Regions from separate parts of the Mus musculus genome. Here region 2 is linked to region 1. Evidence: chromatin loops called from intact Hi-C (ENCODE). Cell type or tissue: heart. All regions are shown on one strand.

Region 1 (8,000 bases):
ATGATGTCTCAGCCTTGCTCAGGGACAGTCTTGTCACTGCTAAGGACACAGAGCCACGTAGGACTTCCTCTGTGCCTGGCCAATTCATTAAACCCGGTTAGCAATTTGCAAAAGAGATTAATTGATTTGCAGGCTGCTGAGCCCTGAGTGTTAGTCAGCTCCCTCCTGGCAGCAAGCTCAGAGAAGCTCTGCCCACCCCTGGGAACCTAAGAGAGCCAACAGCAACATGGGAGCCTCTGAGTGAAGATTGGGATGGGGCTACCTTCATTTCTCATCATAAACAGGAGCTTAGGCATGGCAGTCTCAGTCCTTTCTGGATCAGGGTGGCATGTAGGGCCACAACAGGGACTTCTGGGATAAAATGAGAAGAGTGGCCATAGAAAGTAGATTTCTTAAAAGTGCATGTGTGTGTGTGTGTGTGTGTGTGTGTGTGTGTGTGTGTGTGTACCAGCATGTGCAGGTGCACACACATTCCACTTTGTTTGTTTGTCTTGTTTTGTTTTTCAGAGAGAGGGCCTCACTGCATAGCTCTGGCTGTCCTGTAACTCACCATGTAGACCAGGCTAGCCTTGAATTCACAGAGATGCATCTACTTGGCTCTGCCCTCTCAGTGCTGGATAAACTTGTATAACACCATGGCCAACTGAACCCCTTTCTCTCTCTCTCTCTCTCTCTCTCTCTCTCTCTCTCTCTCTCTCTCTCTCTCTCTCTCCCTGTCTTCTCCCTTCCTTCCTTCCTTTTTAAATTTTAGTGTGTGTGTGTGTGTGTGTGTGTGTAGGAGTAGAAGGAGGAGGAGGGAGAGGAGGAGGAGGAGGAGGAGGAGAAGGAGGAGGAGGAAGAGGAGGTCAGAGGGCTCTCAGATCCCCCGGAGCTGGAGTTACAGGTGTTGAAAGCTGCCTGATTTGGGAACTGAACTCCAGTCCTCTATAAGAGCAGTATGTGTCCCTAACCACTGAGCAGTCTCTCCAGCCTTCTCCACTGTATTTTTTTTTTTTTTTTTTTGGACACAGGGTCACTAGGCTGACTAACTAGAAAGTTCCCTTACATTCTCTGTCTTTAACATTGGAGGGGGGTTGTTTGTTTTTTGTTTTTGTTTTTATTGGCTTCATGCTTGAGGGTGAACCCCTTATGAACTGGGTCATCTCTGAAGTCCCTTAAAGCTTTTATTGTCCCCAACTGACACCACACTGTCTTATTATGAACACTGTATATTGTATACCTATATTAGGAAGATTCTGTTGTGAGAAAAGTCTATATTTGTGTGTGTGTGTGTGCACGCGCACGCACACACACACGTGCACCCAGACGTGTGCATGCACACATGCTTCCACATGCACATACATACACCCATGCATACTTGCTTGAGAAAAAATAAGAAGGGGTGGCAAGAAAAGGAAGGAGGGAAAGAGGTATCATCTCATATAGGAAAAAAAATGGCTTCTACTGATGGCTACTGGACTCAGTTACATTGTCTCTAGGCAACAAGGAACCTCTCCATCCTTCCATGCTTCTGTGACCCAATAGTTGCCCCAGCCCAATTCCCTAAACTAAATCTCTCAGGCCTAGTCTAGATCACTGCCTGTCTTTAATCCAGCTACAGAGATATTGTATGGCTGGCCAGGCCTCGTGGAGCTCTTGAGAGTAAAGGGGAGATGGCTGCCTAAACAGGAGGGGGTCAGGCAAGTGACAAAGGATGCTTCTACCTGTCCGTACAAACTCGGAGATGGTGTCTCACCCCTAGGTTAAAGCAATAAATCATGATCTTATGAGCAGGTGCGTGTCTTGATGCCCCATGAGAAGGGAGAAGGAACGGGAGCAGGGAATGGGGAGGCAGAAGACGTCGTGGGCTCTCCTCAAGGTGCTCGGGGACTAGAGGACCATGACACTTTTGCAAAGGAGATGAGTCCTGAGGTTTTCGTGCAATTACCGGGCCCTGCTGTGTGCCAGGCAGTGTGTGGGAGCAGAGGACAGGCAAATGAGAAGACGCTATGGCCCTGTCCTTTGGGAGAGTTGGGTCTGGCAAGGGGAGCCCACAGAGACGGGTAAACAGGTCATTACGCATGCAGAACGATGAGCTCTCTGATATGACTCAGTTTCTGAATGAGGGGTCCTGACAAGACCGGCTGGGGGGGGGGGACAAGGAGAGCTGAGGCACACAAACAGGAACAGGAGGTCTGCAGCACACCCGCACCTGTCCCCATGGCCTCTCCATTCAGCCCCCCACTGCAGAGGGAGGGTGGGAGGGAGGGCGGTGGGGGATAGCTGCTGGGTATCTCCAGCCGCCTTGCTTCCCTCCTTGAATCATAAAAGATTAAAAAAAAAAAAAAAACTATACATGCTACAACAGTCAGTGAAGATGCATAGCACTTAACTATTTACTTGTTTATCTAAATCCTAAGTGTTTCCTTAGCAACCACTAAAAGAGTCTTGTTTACTGGAGTAACTTGCATGCTGGCTCTCTTCTCTGTCTCTGTGTCTCCTCCCGTTTGTCTCCAAGTAAGGGTCTCATGTAACCCAGACAGGCCTTGAACTTCCTACATATGCCAGGACGACTTTGAACCTCTGATCTTCCTGTTTCCACATGCAGAATGAACCATCATGCTGTGTTTGTGCTGTGCTTGGGATTGAACCCAGGGCTTTGTGCGTGCCAGGCAGGTGCTCTACCTACCGAGTCCCATACCATAACCAGTTCAGAAGTTTGAACTCCCCCACCCCGACCCCCAGAAATCGAAAAGGCAAAAGTGCCACCGGTGCTAATGACCAGGTCAGTGGAGATGGGGCTACTTGAAAAGAACAAGCAGGTATTCATGGAGACGGGAGGGGGCCAGATCTTGAGGATGCGTCTCTTTCTGAAAGAAAGCCTTTCCGCAAACCACCCTTCCCAGGGGAACTACAAATGAAGCCTGAATTTTGTTCTAGAAATTTCTCTTGTGAAATGCTAGGCCGGGCAACCAAATGAGAGTAGAAAATAGGGTAGGGTGAGCTGTGAGCCCTCAACATCGCTCTCACCCCATTGGCCCCTCCCTCTCATCCACCCCACCACCACACCCCTCAATTCCCAATTGACCCTTTTGGTTAGAACCTTTAGGATTAATTCTAACTAAGGTGTTAGCAGAAATCTGAGACACAAAATGTCCGAAACAGCGAGTCTTCTGGAGGAGACAGGTGATCCGCCACCAACCTTAGGTGACAGAATCCCAAGGAGAAGGGGCTTTGCTGTTCAGTCCTTTAAGCCCCCTAATGATGTCATGGGAAAGGTTTGATTCTGATGCTAATGGCCCTTTGCCACCTGCCTAACCTTTTCCTAATCCCTTTGCATCAAGAGGGGTTAGGTGTCCACATCTGGCTGGGAGCTGAGAGCAAGGTTGTTTTGATGGAAGTTGTTTTTGCCATAGCATCTGCTCTCACGCTCTGCTTTGCCTTGGACTCAGCGCACCTGAGACGCTGAAGCCGCTGTCCTCGGTCTCCCAGCTTCCTGTGAAGCGGGGGTGTTATAGAAACCAGTAATTTCATTTGTGGACTTAGAATTCATTTGTTTTTAAGTCGAGGGACATCTGTCTCTTTTTGCCCCAGGCCTTCATCTGTAAAATGGAGTATGGCTAGTGTCTAATCTGGCTTCTGTCTAGAAAGTCCTGACTCATTCCAAGGGGAGGGGGGCGTTGCTGAGAGGCCCACATCACAGGATCCTCTAGGTCCAACAGGGAGCGAGGTCTTGGCAGAGAGCTGTTACAAAATGACAGTACTCTGTAGCGTGTGACCAGGGTAGCAAACAGTAGGGGGCGCTACCGTTTTCACCCCACATCTAGAGAAGATGTCTTTAGGCCACAGGAGTGAGCCAGAAGTTGTGGAGTCTCATTCCGCTGCCAGGGACTGGGTCCCTAGTGCGACACAGAGAAGGCTAGGGTATTTATGCTTCATGTACATCTCTGATGGATGTTCCAGAGGGAGCTCAAAAAGTCACTGGTGCTCTGCTTAAGGTCCCCAACCTCCAGACAAGGTTCCCCTCTCCTGTTGGCCTTCACCTCAACCTTGGATGCTGGCAGGGAGCTCAGAGAATCAGCTCCAACAACAAGCAGCTTCCTGCTTCCGCATTTGAGGGTTTCCGCCAAATGTTTTTCCTCACCTGAGTTTCGATATGGCCTTTGGGGTCAGAGGTGGCTGCCAAGGTTACCCACCTCCCCATCCTCACTGGCAGGGAGTCGTGCCCAAGTTCATAGTGGATGAAAAGATAGGTTCCTAGATAGCCCCCTCTCTGCTAAAACTCTTAAAATGTTGTTTGTTTGTTTGTTTTTAACTTTCAGTTTTGTTTTGTTTTTTGTTTTTTTTGTCCCAGCCCAAAGGCATTAGCTTTTGATGGCTACGAGGCACCTGACATGCTGGAGACGGACAAAGCCACCTCTGAGCACGAACATTTGAAATTATTAAGTGTTCATTAAAGCACCCCCGGGCGCACAGTGCTCTTAGGGATGTTAGCGTCTCAATTTTCTATAATTTCCTTATTTTTCTCTTCTAGCTAAAGGCAGATGAAAAACGAACTCGGTGCATTTGAGTCTCTGAATCATAGTTAATGTGCGACGCCCCCTCCCTTAACTGCGCTGTTTCCCTCTGCCTCCTCCAGTCTCCTTCCCTATCAATTGGATAAACTTCTTAATCCGTTTAACCCCTACTCTGACTGCCACTCGGGAAATGCATGCAAAGACCCCCGACCAGCTCTCTCTACACCCTGACTCGCTTTGGGCAGGGGTCTGCGGGCTGGGAGCTGTAGAAAAATCGAGAAGACTGCAGCACTGCATCCCCGGCGCCGGCAGGAACTCGGGGGCAGCTGTCTGGCAGGTGGCTGCAGGCTGGGGTGCAGAGCAGACCCTACGCAGCCACCCACGACCCCCAGCCCCATCGCTAGGCTTCCGGGGGGACTAGGGAGCTGCGGCTGTGCATGGACTGTTCTGGAAAAACACCAAGCTCCAATCCCCCTCCCATCCGCCCTCCTGTGACTCTGGTCTTACATGAGCAGAGAGGGAACAACAGCTAAAAGCTGTTTTTCTCTTTCCCTTTCTTTTTATTTTTTTGACAACAACCTCACATAACCTCAAAAAGTTACCCATGAATTTACCAAAAACTTTTTATGAAACTACTTTAACCTCTGGTGGGGGTTAAAAACAAGCTCTGTGGATTTATTATCCGGGGGAAAAAAAAAAAAGCGAAGCATGACTCTGTATTTGCTGGAAAATCGTCTACCAAGCTTCAACGGCGCCCCCTACAGCTGCCTGCGAGGAATAGCCAGCGCCGACTGCAGCAGGAGCTGCAGGCTGCCCAGGACCTGGCAGGACCTGATCCCCGGCGGGTGATTGGACCCCCTCCACTGCACCCCGGGTCTGCTCCGAACCCGGACACCTTGCTGGGTCTTAGTTTATATTTTTTGAAGTTCAAATGGCTAAACCAGGAGCAGGCTAATCGCCAGCAGGGTTTGTACTGCCAGCCTCGGCTGGACCCCTGCAGAGCAGGCGAAGCTTACAGTCTGAGCACGCAGGCGACCCTTGCTTGTTTGTTCCTTTTTGCTGCTTTCACGTAAATGCCACCCAGATGTACTGAAGGAAGAATGATGACCCCCAGAGGAATAAGGACAGGAGTATAGGCAGGGGCCTCGTAGGAGGCTGAGACCCAGAGAAGCTGAGCATTGCAGAGAGCAGGGTGAGAGATGGGAAAAGAGAAGACCGGGGGATGGGGTGAGGGTCCCTGTGAGAAGGAACGTGGATATGGTCAGCAACCACCCTCCCAACTTCAAAACACCCCAGCTCTCCCTCAGAACCGTGTTTTTAGGAAGCACATGGAAGGAAAGAAAGAAAGAAAAAGAAAAAGAAAAAAAAAGCCGTTCAGAAAAACAAATGTAAATCAGAGACAGAGGAGCGGGCGCTGCAGCCTGCCCAGAAGAGGCAGTAGCATGCGGCACTCAGATTCTCTGGTCCCTCACACCTGAGTCCTGCTGCTAAGGACTGAGCTTTGCTTCAGAACTGAGAGAGAAAGAAAGAGGGAGGGAGGGAGGGAGGGAGGGAGGAAGGAAGGAAGGAAGGAAGGAAGGAAGGAAGGAAGGAAGGAAGGAAGGAAGGAAGGACAAAACCCAACAAAACAAAACAAAACAAAACAAAACAAAACAAAACAAAACAAATGCAAAAACCAAACTATCATCCGGGTAATCTTAGCTCCTATACAGGGAGAAAGCCAGCTCTGGTCTCTATGAGAAAAATCTAGAATTTGACAGTAAATAGATCTTCCAGTGTTTACATGATGGTAATTCAAACTCTCTCTCTCTCTCTCTCTCTCTCTCTCTCTCTCTCTGTCTCTGTCTCTGTCTCTCTCTCTCTGTCTCTCTCTCTCTCTGTCTCTCTCTCTGTCTCTCTCTCTCTCTCACACACACACACACACACACTACTGTCAGAGATCTTTATTAAGGGGGGGGGGGCTCACTGCCGTTTCTCTTTGTCATCTAACACCCACACATTCAGCATCTGGCTTAGGAGAGCCAAATGCCAAACGCAGTTTGTCTGTATCCTCTTTTGGGACTCACCGGTTGGATTTGAGGGGAAAATTCCTTTTCTTTCTCCCTTCTGGTCCTGGAGACTATAGGAAGACAGCTGCTTCTCCACACCCCCAACTCCCTAGAAGTCCCGTGGGGAATGTGGTGGCACTTGGGGGAGGTGGGCTTTCTATTCTTATCCCAGAAAGGTCTGTACCCGTCCCCTCCTGATAGGTATGTGTCCTTTCTTCCCAGCTTCTCACTGAACCGGGTCCATTTCGAGTTTGTCACTTGCATCCAAAGTTACATTTGTGATTTGGGGGCATCTTTCCCAAGATGGAATTTCTGGGTATCCCGTATCTCCCAAACCCCCTTGCCCTGACCCAGCCTAGGCTTCTTCCTGCCCTTCTGACGGTAGAGCCTGGTGTTCTGATGCCTCTAGTGGTGGACTCCAGTATAGCACCCTGTTGCTTTAGCAGAACACACGGGCATTCCTACTTTGTCCACTAGCTATTTCCTGGGGAGCTGTTGTGGCTTCTAATCGTACCTTTCCTGTTTTCTCTCTCCACGAAAGATCTGGCTACATAGCCCAGGCTGCCTCAAACGTACGGAACTCCTCCTGCATCATAGTTGCCACCCACCAGGCTTTACCCATTGTTTCTGAAAGGGCAATCTAAAATCCCGTTGTGTCTTCCTTGTATCCTAAAACGTTGAACGTTGCAGTGGAGACCATAGAGAACCAAAGACATGTCTGCATCTACCTCTGCTAAAGTGGGTTAAATAGACTATGCTTTTGACTCTCACAAGCTCACACGTTCATGGCTCAAGTGAGAAAGGTGGTATATGTTTTCATCTGGAAGCGATTGTTCTCCTTTTACAGTTGCTTCTGGGTTCTGCTGGGTTTCCATGCGTGGTTTCTACCCTCTGCTTTCACTCTGTCATGCTAGCACACGACGCTGCTGTTCCTAAGTGGCAGAGGAGGCTCTTCATTTTCTGCTATTAATTTTTATCTGTTGTGTTCTGTTGTACTTAATTTTAATTAATTGAAGTGACTCATTATAAATACAATGCATAATTTAAAAAAAAAACTAAAAGAGAGAGGGAGAGAGAGAGAGAGAGAGAGAGAGAGAGAGAGAGAGAGAGAGAGAAATCCTCTTAGTCCATTCTAAGTAACTGCATTTTGAAGCTCAGAATGAGCCCTGTCTGACATGTTCTGGAAACTTCTCTGAAGGGCAAGTTTGGCTTTCTCTTTTGTTTGGTTTTGTGTTGACTTTTCCTGTCAATCGATGCCTTTTCCGCAGCTGGGTTAGCAAGACTGGAGTTGGTTTCAACAGCTTGAGCTCCCAGAAGCTCTCGCACACACGCACATCCTTCTTCCTTGCTCCTCATCCCACCTCTCCATTTGAGGATCTGCCTTGCAGTCGTCTGAGGAGTTCGATAAGGAGGGAATTGATGGCCGCGAGCACAGCAGAATGGGAAGCCAGAGGAA
Region 2 (8,000 bases), 76 kb before region 1:
AAGTTGGTACCAGGAACTAGGGTATTGCTGTGATAGGCCTGACCATGTTTTTGTTTGGAAGAATGTAGATTTGGGGACTTTGGATTTGGAAAACACTGGAATGGCTTAAGTGAGGCTTAATGGGCTATTCTAGAAGGAACATGGAATTTGTTGCTGTGAGTGATTTGAACTGTGCTGATTGGACCCAAGAGGTTTCAGTGGAAAACAATTTCAGTATGTGGCCTAGAGACTGTTTTTGTGGTGTTTTAGTGATGAATGTAGCTGCTTTTTGCTCTTGTCTGAAGAGTCTGCCTGAGGCTAAGGTGAAGGATTTAGATTAATTGCTTTGAAAAAGGAAATCTAAAAACAGCCTGGTGTAAATTCTGTTGTGTTGTTACTAAAGTTCACACTTATGAAGAGCATTTTAATGAAAAGGAGCAAGTTGAGAAAGGAAAAAAAATACACAATATATGTTCAAGGGGTCAATTAAAGGGGCACCAGGAAGTAGATTAGAGCTGAATCCTATGTTCTAGAAGATATCAAATTAAGGGAGTGGAACTTTGGTGCAAGATCCCATCTAGCTAAGTTTAGGTCCAGGCATGGTGGTACATACCTTTAATCTGAGGAGACAAGCAGATCTCTGAGTTCAAGGCCAGACTGAAACAGAGAAAATTCTAGGTAAAGAAAAGCTTAAGTCTGGAGGAGTGGTACGCACCTTTAATCCCAGTAAGCAGGCATCCAGATCCCCAAATTCAAGGTCAATCTACAGAACAAGATACAAGACAGCCAAGATTAGACAGTGCAGGATTTGGAAAATAGAAAGCTAGTGATAATGTAATAAAACACGGGGAAACTTAGCAGTTTTGGCCACGTGGCTCTGGCTTTAGAGTGAATAATAGAAGGGACTATTGGGTTAGTTGATGCTGCTTAGCTGGAGTTAATTAGTGGTGATTAAGAAGAGACCAGCATCATTGAGGTGAAATCTTCTGAGAAGTGTTTTCTGAGAGCACAAAGATGCTGTGCTCCACAGACAGCCAAGGTTCTACCTTGTGATGTAGCTGTACTTAGTAATGTGTAAGAGTCACCCAAGTAGTACTAGTTTTGAAGGCAAAAAGGGGACATGGAGAGCAGCTGAGGTTTGGCACTTTGAAAGGTCAGAGAAAGCCATTGGTGAAAATGCAGCCTCATTTGCAGTTGATGGCCCAGGACTGAAGGAGTCATGCAAAGAAGTTGAGACTTGGCACCATGAAGAGAACCTATGAGAGGCTATTGGTGAAGCCTAGTTACAGCAGACCCAGTGTATTGGAGATGCCAGTGCCGTGGAATGATCACCAAGAGCAGCAGCTTCGGTGGACTGAACAACCTGAACTTAGAGTGCTACAGCGGGCAGAAGTGGAGAGGAGTTTGCAAGTCCTTTGGAGGAGCCTGGAATATCATGTGTGGATCCCAGACATTGGAACAAGAAGCTGTAACGTTGAAGTTGCCTTGGTGCCTCAACGATATTAAAGATGACAGAGTCTTTGGATACCTGCTGAGAAAAGCTGCTAACAGGGAGTAGAAACAGTCCTGAAGAAAGCAGTTTGTTGTAGTCAACAAAGACAAAAAAGTAGTGGAGATCTGAAGACCACTTTGACATCAGACATGAAGATGCACAGTTTGGAGTGTACCCAGCTGGTTTTCTGTCTTACCTTGGGGTTACAGTTAAGTGATTGGATGAATCTCGGAAGAGACCATGAATTTTGGACTTTTAACATTTTGAGACTGCTATAGACTATGGGTACTTTAGAAGTTGGACTAAGTGTACTTTTTTATTATGCTATGTTTAGGTATGGCCCCTATAGTGTCATGTGTTTGAACAAGCCTATGGAGGCCAGGGAATGGAATGTGATGTCTTGATCATGGTGTCTGTTCACAAGAGCAAAACCCTAAGACAAGGGGCAACAGCTGGCAGTGGGAATCTGGTGAGAGCCACGATGAGTCGGGGCTAAGAGTGTCCAGGGCATGCAGAAAGCATTTCCCTCCTATGGAAAGAATGGCAGACTCCTATGGTGGGAAGCTGATAGTCCTTGGGTCTAGACAGAAGCTGGGAAAGAAAGGAGCCAGCCTAGCCAGCCTTGGTGCTGTCCCAGGTCCTGAGTAATCTCAGCGGTCTCTGAGAGTTGACTATGCCGTGGTCCTCCCTGACAGTCCTCCAGACTGAGAAGGTGACTCCTTCACTTATGATCTACAGAAGGCTGAAGCCGGGCAGTGGTGGCGCACGCCTTTGATCCCAGCACTTGGGAGGCAGAGGCAGGCGGATTTCTGAGTTCGAGGCCAGCCTGGTCTACAAAGTGAGTTCCAGGACAGCCAGGGCTACACAGAGAAACCTTGTCTCGAAAAACAAAAAACAAAAAACAAAACAAAAAAGAAAGAGAGAAAGAAAGAAAGGAGGAAGGAAGGAAAGAAGGCTGAGGGCTAAGGTGATCTTAGAGTGCACAGAACCTTGCCCTAAAGAACAGAACATCACAGGACAGAGAAACACCCCTGACCAGTGATCTTGGTTAAGACCTGGCCCTTTCCTGTGCTCTTCAACACAGAGAAAAAGGCTCAGGGTCAGAGTCTCAAAGAGGGACTCTGAATGCTGGATTTTAATAAGACTCCTCTACTGCAATTGCAGGTTTTAAATTCTTTATTTCTGTGTCTGTTCATATTTGTGTATGTAAGTGCATGTGTGGCAGTGTGTGGGAGGGAGATCAGAGGTCAACTTCTGATGTTGGCACCGTCCACTTCTTTGGGGTCAGGGTCTCTCACTGGCCTGTGACTCATGGATTAGACTGGACTGGCTGCTGAGTAAGCCGGGAATTCATCTGATCTTTCTGTGTCCACTTTTTCAAGTCTGGGGTGGCCAGCACACTATCACAGTTGAGGCTCTAACACAGGTGTTCATGCTTGCTGGAGAGGCCTTTAACCTCTGAACTCTCATAGTTCCCTAGTCAGTTACTAGCCCGTTTCCTTCCTCAGGTAGCGTGCTGGAATTTGCAATTTTCAGCCAACTAATGGCCGACTTGGATCTCTTCTGGATTCTTTATTTTATTTTATTTTTATTTTTTTGACTTTGTTCATCCCGACGAATTGTAACTGTTTTGGAATTTTATTCCTAGGGTCTAGCAAAGCACAATTCAGGAGACTAACTGCTCACCCAACACTTGTCCCGTGTTCCATACAGGAACACACACGTACTAGAGAAAGCTACATGGCAGTGGGGCTCACGGGCTGGCTCAGGATCTCCAACAACACCTGAAGGCTGTGTAGCTCTGTTCTGAGGCCACGCTGGGAACTTGGCCACCCACACTTCCTCCAAAATTCCCTTTCCAGGTTCCCTCACACGTTTGTTCTTTCATCCTTGTGCCCCAGGTGGATTTGTCTGTGCCTTGTTGACCTAGGCCTACCTAACTCTACAGGGTACGTAACTCTTGCTTTTTTCCGCTACGTTTTCAGGCCTGATTCCTGAGTTGGAGGTCCTACGGGCGTGGGAGGCCAGAGCACAGAAAGTGTGCAGTAACCAGGATGTCAGTCTGCGCTGAGGCCTCACAGTCTCCTCTGATTGGCTGTTAATAATTGCCACGTGCCACGTGCCAAGCGCTGCTGTGAGTCCTGCTAGCTCTTGCCTTAAAAGAAAATACCCAATCAGGCCTAGCGTGCTAGTGTTGTCGACATGACCGTTCGCCTCCTTCAGAGTGAAGGTCAACAAATAGTTTTCAGCTTTGTTTAAAGTCTTTTTTAATGGAGTCTAGAAAATGCTCTAATTATGAGCGATTATCTGCTGAAGTGCTCGCAAGGTTTTTTTAAGCCTTTTTAAGCTTTTCTATACCGATTCACTCTGCTCACAGGGTTCAACCTGTCGGAGGTACTTAAGCAAGATGAGGCAAGGTTTTCTTTCCTTTCCCTCCCTCCCTCCCTCCCTCCCTCCCTCCCTCCCTCCCTCCCTCCCTCCCTTCCTTCCTTCATTTGTAATCCTGTAATTTAGACTGTTTACCAGGAAGGCTGGCTCTCTTTCCTTTGGGTCTGAAACAGGGAGATTTTATTCTCCAGCCTTTTCCATCCTGTCCCCCGGGGTGAGTAAAAGCTGTCAGAATGAACTCAGACATCATGGTTGCCTTCCAGTGTGCCAAGAATTGCCATGTCTTTCTCATCTGCACCCCACAAGGGAACCCACTCAGCCATGGTGGTATTAGGGATCGGATCCTCTTTGTGGGACTATCACCTGCCCTGAAGGACACTCATTAGCAGCCCTTGTCTGTAGTCTTGGCCCCTAGCTGTAACAATCAAAACATGGGGAGCAATCTGATAAACAGTGCTCCCAGATGGTCTGTGCCTCCGCTCCTGCCTCCAGCTTCCTTCCTTGAGTTCATGCCCTCTCTCCCCTTCACGGCAGACTATGATCTGTAAAACCTTCCCTTCTCGAGCTGCTTCTGTTGGTGTTTATCACGGCAATAGGAAGTAACTAATAGGATGCTCTATTTGTACTAATGGCTTCGGACATCCTCTGGCTCACAGGCTGTCTGTCCTGTTCTTTCCTCTCTTCTCTTGCTGCTCCAACGTCTCCGCCTTCTTTCTTCTCTCATCGTCACTGCAGCATGCATGCCTCTGTCATCTAGAGTCACCTCACTAGGATTTGTGCTTTGGGGTTCTGAGCTTCTGCCTTCTTGGAGGGCAGGTTATGATAGTACGTCCCCCAGCTTTGTCACAGGGAGACCCTGGGAGGTGGCAGTATACCTGAGAGCACCTTTCTGCCTCCCGTGGCCTCTGAGTTGTAGAAACAAACCCACCTAGAAGGGAGATGGGATGTGTTAGAAGCTTTGTTAGAAATTAGTCATTCATGTTTTGCTCTTGTGTGTGACAGAGATGTCGTCTCAAGTTAATCAAACTGGTGAACCCTGAGCGCCTCATTTGCCCTTGACCTCTCATCTAAGGTCTTACACGTTCTGGAAATGTCCAGACAGAGTAAAACAAGCTTCTTTATTGCAGGACTTTTCAGAGCCTTCACCTGCTGAGAGCTAGGATTACTCCTGGGCACAATGTCACATGACCTTTCTCAAAGTTGTTTGAACACGGAATCCATTTCATTTCCAACACTACCTCTTCCCACTGTTCACAGGACGTCCTTTGGAAAGAGTGTCACCTTGCAAAGACAGCATTTCTCATCCAGCTTCTCGCTGGCTTGTTCTAAGGTAGTTTTGAAACCAAGAAGAACCACACACCTTCCAATATGGAAATCCAAGACCCCTTTCAGTTGGATGGCTTCCAGTGTCTGGGTTTTGAGAGAGACCTTAGGGGAGAGAGTGTTGCTTAACCAGTGGACCCGAAGGCTTGATGAACATCTTGCACATTGCCTCCTGTCTATACACAGTGGGGCTGGAATGGTTGGAAGAGATGGGGTCTGGTAGGTCTGAGGGGCCAGCAACCACCCTGACCTTCCTCCAGGGAAACCCTAAAGCAGAGGAGAAGGAGAAAGATTGTGGAAAGAAGGAAAGCAGAAGTTTCCATTTGTGCCCAATGGGTTTGTTTTTTTTTTTTTTTTTTTTTTTATCTGTTTGCAAATGTTCAGTGTAACGGTTTGAAACCCAGCCGTGAGCTGCCGCCGCCCACACAAGGCTGCCGTGGTGCTGAGCTCCGGCAGGCAAGCCATCTCCCCTGTGTCGGCCATTACCCCGAACCCACACCAGGGCAGGCTGCTTACTAACCCCCACTCCCACCCCGTGTCCCTCTGCTACCCCCCACCGCCTCGGCACCCCCGACTCCCACCACCCTCCACACACACACACCATCCTTTTTTTAAATCTCCAGCACTCGGGTTTTCTCTAGAGGAGGCACAAAGAGAGAGCAGAGATGGGACGAGCAGGCAGAATGCTCCTGCCTCATCGGATCCACCAGCTTTCAGGAGAGCGCGGCAGCCCCCCCCCCCTGCCTGTGGACTGACCACTGAAAGGTGAGAGAGGACTTTGTGATTTCTTTATGCACCTGGAGGTCTGGGGTGCAAGGCCAGGTGAAGGAAGGGCTCTGATGTTTATGCCTGGTCTCTTGTCTCCCAAGCATGATGGATGCCTCTTTCCAACACACGCAGTTGTTTCTGACACAACCCCCCACTCAGGGGCACACAAGAGCTCTGGAATCCAGGGGTTTCTGGGCCCCACCCCCATCCCCCCATCTTCCAGCACAGTCTCCAAGCCCTGAGGTGTGGAGCAATGTGTGAGCCTGCCTTCGCCTTGACCTGTTGATTTCCGACAAAGGCTGCCGGCCCTTCCTCCCTGGAGTGAGCAGTGACCCACACTTTGGGGGCCATATGGAATGGTCTTCCATCCAAGGGGCTTTGGGAAACCTCTTTCCCTAGTGGCCCCAAGCCGGGTAATCAGGAGCAATCAGATCCAGCTGTCCAGCTAATCTGTATGAAATAGGCTTCCTTCCTTGTAGAAATCAACAAAGTTTAAAATAGATGGGACTGTAATCGGAAACGAAGCTATAGAGTTGTATGTGATGTAACGGGCAGGGGTATCCGCATGGAAAATATGAAGTACAAATGACAGGATTTAGGACCATGGGAGCCAGGAAAAGCAATGACTTCCTTGCTTATTAAGCATGTTTATGGGTCGGAGGGTAGCTGAGTGGGACCATCACTTCCGGAAGTGAGACCTCCCAACGCAAAGAAGAGGAGAGTAACAAAGATGGGGAGAAAGAGGAGAGAGAGGGGGCTACTATGGAAAGGGAGAGGGGGGAGAAAGGGAGATAGGAAGTGAGGGAGAAAAAGAGAGAAACTGAGGAAGAGAGAGAGAGAGAGAGAGAGCATAATATACCGCACATGAAAAGAAGGAGCTGCGAGAAGCTCTGGATCCTGTGCAGTCAGAGATGAGTCAGTTGGCAAAAGCTCTATTTTTAGGTTTCCAACTCTGCTCTTGCAGTTTGCCTGGCATTAATTAATGTCACAGGCATGTTCCATACGAGGTTCTGAGGGGCCTTGGCGTGCGTGCTATTCAGACTGGAGGTGTTGGTCTTAAGCACAGATTCTCCGCAAGGCCTTTCAGGCTGGCCTCCGACAAAAGTCTGTCCAGACTCTTCTGCCCTCTGCCCTTGGCCTCTCCGGGTGTATCCGTTAGTGTCTTGGCTCTAGCCCTTCACAGCCTGGCCATTGGCCAAGGGAGAACTACAATGGTTATGCCTTGTTTTTCTTAAAGGAAAGGTTGTACAAGCTGAAATTAGTGTGTGGTTGGGGCCGGGGGCCGGGGGGATGTTGGGTCATGGCTTGGAATAAGAAAGAGAGGCCCTGGGGAACATTTCTAATACTTCAGGAAGAGGGGTACTGGCTCTGACAAGGTCATTTTTATCTCCCTCCCCCCTCAAAGCCTGATTCAGTTTCAAGAGTTAAGTCTGCTCTTCTGAAGAACTACATCAGAGCAGGAGGCCCCTGGCATGGGGCCATGTTTTCCAAGGAGAAGACAGAGGCAGTGGGCAGGTTGAGAATAGGCAGAAGTAAGAATGGATGGGCAGGAGCCATTCATGGTCTGAGGTAACTGCCTCAGTGTATTAACATCATCACAAGACCAATGAGAACACGGTAACCCATCTACCGTAGTCCTGTCTGAAGAGACAAACCACCCTTGTGTTCTCTTCAGTGATCTAGAATATTCTCCCACAGCTGGGACTGAGCCTGAACCGTCCATGGCCGTGACTTACATCAATGGAGGCCAGCACACAGGTTTCATCGGTGAATAAATGCCTTCTGGTTGGCCAATGCAAGGCTAGGTCTCAGATGAACTCATCAGAATAGCGTAAAAATAGCCCCACTGTGCTCAGAGGCATATGAGAGTTCCCTCTGTAGAGTGAAGAAATTGGGAGCACGGAGAAATTCCGATGATCATGGCCAGTTTTACATTCCCAGGCCCTGGGGGAGAATCTCCTTTTCTTAGACTACGAAGCCTCTCTGGATAATGGGCAAATCTGGTTGTGCGCCAGCAGGACACTGACTCAGGTGTGATGTGGTCACCTCC

Evidence for each region. A loop is a pair of places that touch in the nucleus more often than their neighbours do. Peaks named below come from ENCODE experiments on the same cell type or tissue, not always from the same donor. Only the 100,000 strongest peaks of a DNase experiment are listed, where the experiment ranks them.
Region 2: a loop joins it to region 1, with 5 times the contacts of the local background. A loop is called at or near these places in 6 of 42 quality-filtered maps.

What each region holds. Positions count from the first base shown.
Region 1 is chr2:174,668,910-174,676,909 of GRCm38, forward strand. All of the region lies in intron 3 of Zfp831 (zinc finger protein 831), which reads left to right. Among named protein-coding and RNA genes, the nearest start is that of Zfp831, 29 kb to the left of the region's middle. In heart, CTCF peaks have their summits at 3,785 (motif pointing right), 5,255 (motif pointing left) and 6,958; DNase peaks (open chromatin) are centred at 132, 4,082, 4,902, 5,272 and 1 weaker place; H3K4me3 peaks cover 2,125 bases; H3K27ac peaks cover 1,070 bases; H3K27me3 peaks cover 3,108 bases.
Region 2 is chr2:174,593,055-174,601,054 of GRCm38, forward strand. It overlaps a transcript of Zfp831 not described here. Among named protein-coding and RNA genes, the nearest start is that of Gm46781, 10 kb to the right of the region's middle. In heart, no CTCF peak of the experiment used is centred here; a DNase peak (open chromatin) is centred at 7,077; H3K27ac peaks cover 534 bases.